Linked DNA regions of Homo sapiens: region 1 is linked to region 2. The links are chromatin loops, found by intact Hi-C in ENCODE. Cell type or tissue: gastrocnemius medialis. All regions are shown on one strand. Each heading gives the region's core, and the rest is flanking DNA. Links, peaks and the distances in the headings are about the cores only.

What was found. A loop is a pair of places that touch in the nucleus more often than their neighbours do. Peaks named below come from ENCODE experiments on the same cell type or tissue, not always from the same donor. Only the 100,000 strongest peaks of a DNase experiment are listed, where the experiment ranks them.
Region 1: it touches region 2 in a loop (4-fold over the local background); 4 of 110 quality-filtered maps call a loop at or near these places.

Annotation. Positions count from the first base shown.
Region 1 is chr12:29,761,982-29,764,790 of GRCh38, reverse strand. All of the region lies in intron 2 of TMTC1 (transmembrane O-mannosyltransferase targeting cadherins 1), which reads left to right. Among named protein-coding and RNA genes, the nearest start is that of TMTC1, 21 kb to the left of the region's middle. In gastrocnemius medialis, for the core only: no CTCF peak of the experiment used is centred there; a DNase peak (open chromatin) is centred at 1,670; H3K27ac peaks cover 1,698 bases.
Region 2 is chr12:29,711,772-29,714,580 of GRCh38, reverse strand. The region is part of intron 5 of TMTC1 (transmembrane O-mannosyltransferase targeting cadherins 1); the gene reads left to right. Among named protein-coding and RNA genes, the nearest start is that of TMTC1, 71 kb to the left of the region's middle. In gastrocnemius medialis, for the core only: no CTCF peak of the experiment used is centred there; DNase peaks (open chromatin) are centred at 635 and 1,400; H3K27ac peaks cover 2,117 bases.

The DNA.
Region 1 (2,809 bases), core at 296-2,795, 50 kb before region 2:
CATAGTAACACAGTGAAAGGGACAGAGGAGTCTTAGAGCTGGGTAGTTATTTAGGGAAGGATGTTAGGGAGGATGCTTACATTCATAAGGTTCTGAGGGAAGTCTAAGAAGGAGGCAGAGAAATTTAGCCTACAAAACAATTTACATGACAAAGTAAAATTGGGGGACTTATTATTTAGTCATGGATTTCAATTCAAGTTTCTAAGTAGGAGGAGGACAGAGAAATAGAAAAAGAGATGTACTTTCCAGAAGATATAGAGATAAATTATTAATATTACTATTTGAGACAGGGTCTGACCCTGTAGCCCAGACTGGGATGCAATGGCATGATCATAGCTTACTGCAACCCCCATCTCCTGGGCTCAAGCAATCCTCCCACCTCAGTCTCCCCAGTAGCTATGACATTAATGGAACTCATTCTTGCAGATAAAATAAATATCAATAGCCTTATACATATAGTATACTTTATACAAATATTATTGGTGGTATTCCAAAGACAGGTTTCTATAGCAAATTAACTCCTAATTTGAAATTTCTGCCTGTGATATTGTTAACCTTGCTAGAAGATCTGAGGATCTGCTGTTACATTATTTGAATTCTATCCAATTATGTTCACTGATGTTTCTCCTTCCAGTGTTTGAATATTTGTTAGAGGCTGCAGTTCCCAGGTTATAGCCACCATGTTGGTAATGGAAACCTGTAGTTTGAGGCTAAAATACATGCTGGCCATTTGCATATATTTTTCACTAACCATGAACTGACCAGTTGCTTTTGTACTTTCCAGCATCCTACAATTCAGCCTACATTGTCATAAAATCAACTGGCTCCAGTTTAATGTTCCATCTTTGCTTCCCATTGCCCCTCCTCACTTCTTTATTTACTCCATGCTCTTCATCACCTTAGGTCTCCCCTTCCAGAAGCACACCATGTATCTCCAGACCTCTCTTTCTCTGCCATTCTTGTATCCTCCACCTGGAAAGCATTTTTGTTCCTTCCTAGGCCTAGGCTGAGCATTCCCTCACCTTGAGCTTCCTCTCGCCTTGAGCTTCCTGAAATCCTCCTTGTCTATGTTTAAGTCACAGTTTACATGGCCAGACCTGTGAAGCCTTCCTAGATCCTACAGTAAAAATTAATCTCTTCAGTCTTCTCTTGGTAATGGTTTCTCCTCTTATGATGCATGCAGTTTCCTTGTGTGCTATTTAATACCCTCTTTTGACTCCCCACCAGATGTTAAACTCCTTGAGGCTGATTATATGTTTCCAACTGGCACAGGATGTAGCTAAGAGGAAGCACTTGGAAAATGTTTGTTAACTGGAGTTAAACACACACTTACTGAACATGACAATACTGACTAGTTGAATCACAATGAATGGCTGGTCTAGACATACAGTAGTTAATGACTATTATAGCACCTGTTTTTAGATATCTAGGCTTTTGCCCCAAATACCTCAGTTCAACAGGGGTATAGAATAGGTGTTCAGTGCATGCTTAGTGGTTTGGACTGGCAAGAGAGCCTATCAGTGTTACACGAATATTTGAACACCCTCTTTGAGCTTCTCCTGCAAGGGACACTACATTCTTTATATCTGGGCACATCCAGCTGGCACAGTCTGCTGTTGTCTCTTCCAAACTGGCTGCAATGCAAGAAGCCAGGCTGCAGGACGCCTTTAACACATTAGTTAAGCTTGTCTAGCTTGTGATTGCCTCATTCCAACTTGCTACACCCAGTAACAGCTTGCAAGTCTTGCTGTTGGCTACATCAGTTGTGCTGTGATGAGTGCCCTTCTCGGTCCAGATGCTTAGGCTTATCTCAAGACTGTTGCTAGAGAGCTAGGCTCTCTGTTTAACCTTCAGGAAGACTTGCAGGTGATGCTGAGCTAAATGTTCAAGGAGGTGGTAGTGTAGTCTGAGCAGATCTGGGCTTACAGGTGACCTGTATACACTTCGGCTTTACAGCCTGTGAGACTGAGCTGAACCTTGACATTGTGGCGACACCACACTGTCACTGCATTCGTCTCTTGAGTCATGCAGTCTTCCTGATTTGGTACTCAAGTTCCTTATAGATTAATGAATCAATGAACAGCATGTGGTACAAGCAGCCACGTCAGGTAATAGCTTTCAGCTCTGTATTGCCAATGGTATTCTTTGGCCATGTCCAGGTTTCTCTTAATGCAAGAAGGACTGGAATTTTTCTCAATATGTGACTTGCTGTCAGTCCATCTGTGTGTGTATAATTGAGTTATGTTTTATGTAGATTTTAACTAACAGATACATTAGATTATCTAATAAAGTTCACAATTAAGATACCGTACGTGTAAACCTTAAAGTAAAAAGATGATTTCTATAAGCCACACAGGAAAACCTATCTCAGTGTTAAGAGTTCCACCCCCTTTCTCTGAAAAAAAGAAAAAAGAAAGGGGGAGAAAGAAGTGCACCAGCATTTATCCAGCAGGCCCTTTATGTATATATCATCTCATGAATTACAACCACCCTGAGGGAGTGGGTGTTACATGGATTTTAAACATAACAAAACCAAATCTCAGATGGCAAGAGCAGTCTACATTCAGACCTTGAATGGTTTACCTCCATGCTTATTTTGTTTTTAAGTTTTTGAGACAGGTTCTTCCTCTGTCGCCCAGGCTGGGGCGCAGTGATGTGATCTCGGCTCACTGCAGCCTCTACCTCCTGGGCTCAAGCAATCCACTCACCTCAGCCTCCCGAGTAGCTGGGACCACAGGTGCACACCCGGCTAGGCATTTGTATTTTTGGTAGAGACAGGGTTTCTCCTTGTTGCCCAGGCTGGTCTTGA
Region 2 (2,809 bases), core at 300-2,799:
ACTGTGTGGATAATTTGCCCTGACAGTGCACAAGCAATGGTAGGTAAAACAACTGGCCCTTTATCATGAATTAAAGCAGTGGCACAAATGACCAGGGGTCATTGTATGTTTTGGCTCACATTTGTGGTTTAAAAAAATTCCATTTTCACTTAAGAATATCCTCAATGAAGCAGTAAAAAAAATTTTAAAAGAAATCCCAACACCTGTGTATATGTCTTTTTAATATTCCATGTGATGGAACAGGCAATATGCATAAAGCACTTCTGCTGCACGTCAAAGAACAATGTCATGAGGAAAAGCACTTAAATGATTGTTTGAATTGCAAGCTGCGCTGGCCACTATTTTTCTTTTAACAAAACGTCATTTTTGGTAGAAAGATTTTGCTGACAAACTATTGTCTTAGTCCATTTTGTTCTACTATAACAGAATACCACAGACTGGGTAATTTATAAAGAACAGAAATTAATTCTATCACAGTTCTTCAGGCTGGGAAGTCCAAGATCAAGGTGCTGGTAGATTAGGGCCTGGTCTTTCTGCTTCTACCTTGGTGCATTGAACACTGTGCCCTCCGGTGAGAAAGAATGTTGTGTCCTTACATGAGGAAGAGCAGGAGAGAGAGAGAACCCGCAGCTGCAAGCCCTGCTTATAGCAGCATTAATCCATTCATGAGGGCCCCACCCTCATGACCAACACATCTCTTGTTACACCTCACCTCTCTACACGGTGGCATTGGAAATTATATTTTCAGCACATGAATTTGGGGAGACATTCACACCATAGTAATTATGGTTATTCATACTTTGGTGTTCATAATAGGCATTTTTCTTCAAAATGAGGAATGAGCCTGGTACTTCAGTGAAAATACCTAATAGTATTTATTTCTAATGTTAAAATTCAAGTTTTCAAGGAAACATTTGGATTTTGGTTCAAGCTTGTGACTTCATTGTGAGTTTTACAGCCTACCACTACCAAAAGTCTTTTGATGAGATCGGTGGTGATATGTGATAGTAGCAAATAGGATTTTCAGAATATTGTGTAATGAAATGTGTAAACATTTTGCAAATTTATGTAACTCAGTGACCTCATATTTTTCAAATGGTCAGTGCATGATGTTACAAAATCATGCATCGGTGTGTTAGTGTTCTCCACTAACACAAATGTTCTCCAAACTGATGGAGAACATTAGTTTGTGTTCTCCAGAGAAACTGAAGAAATAGGATCTCTCTCTCTCTCTCTCCCTGTGTGTGTGTGTGTGTGTGTGTGTGTGTGTGTGTGTGTGTATGTGTTTATGTAGAGAGATTTATTTTAAGGAACTGGCTTATTTAGGTGGAGGCTGGCAAGTCTGAAGCCTGCAGGGCAGACTTGCAGGCTGGAAATTCAGGCAGCAGTTGGTGTTGTAATCCTAAGTCTCAAGGGTGGTAGTCAGGCAGCATTTCCACATTTCCACGTTGCAGTCTGGAGACGGAATTCCTTTTTTCTTGGGGGACCTGAGTCTTTTTCTCTTAAGGCCTTCAATTGATTGGATGAGCCTCGCCCACATTATGAAAACAGAACCATTTCACTCCATCTACTGATCTAAATGTTAGTCACGCCTTAAAAAAAATACCTTCATAGCAACGTCTAGCCTGGTGTTTGAACAAACAACTGAACACCGTAGCCTAGACAAATTGGCACATAAAATTAACTATCGCAATGGATAAAAGATTCATTCAAGTTGAAGGTAGACCAGTAGATTCGACATCACCAATAAGCTTCAAGAAACTACCACTTGTTGAATATTGTAGTATCAAAGGATGTCTGCAATTATCTGGAAAGCTGTTAAGATACTCCTCACTTTTCCAACTATAATGCATCTGAGCAAGGATAGATTTTCCTCATATACTTCAACTAGAATAACATATAGCAGCAGATTGAATGTAGAAGGAAATATGGGAATTCAGCTTCTATTCTCCTGGATTAAGCCAGATATTTAAAGAGATTTTCAAAAATATTCTTTAAAATTATATTCTTTTCACTAATTTTCTTCATTTTAAGAAATATAGATTTTTAAAATAAAATGTTTTAATAGACAATAGATTATTTTAATGCATTAATAAATTTTTAAAAACTTTTCTCTTAGATATCATACACTTACAAATTCTTTTCTCAGTAATATTTTAGCGTAAAGGGACCTTTAACACTGTTGTTTGGTAATTGCTGCATTGGTAAATGGAAGGTGATAGATTGGGAAAATAATTAATTCTTATTAAGACAGCACATGTTGTGGTTAGATGTTTTCTTGAGGTGTTAGCCTGTTTGAACATTTGAATATTTTAATGAGTGTTTTACATAAAAAGTGGTTTGCACACATATACGACCACAGTGTTAGTGGTTGTTCAACATAATGTAAGATAAACACCCTGAAGTGAGCAGGCTGGTTAATTTGGGGAACTTTCTTCCACATCGGATGTAGTTGAGGGGAAGTTTGCGTTATATTGGAGAGCTGGAGAGCAGTGTCCCCTGATGAAGAGCTTCCCAAAGATGACCTGCTGATGCTGGGTTGCTCTTTTTTTTTTTTTTTTTTTTTTTTTTTTTGAGATGGAGTCTTGCTCTGTCTCCCAGGCTGGAGTGCAGTGGCACGATCTGGGCTCACTGCAAGCTCTGCCTCCTGGGTTCACGCCATTCTCCTGCCTCAGCCTCCCGAGTAGTTGGGACTACAGGCACTCACCACCATGCTCGGCTAATTTTTTTTGTATTTTTAGTAGAGACGGGGTTTCACTGTGTTAGCCAGGATGGTCTCGATCTCCTGACCTCATGATCTGCCTGCCTT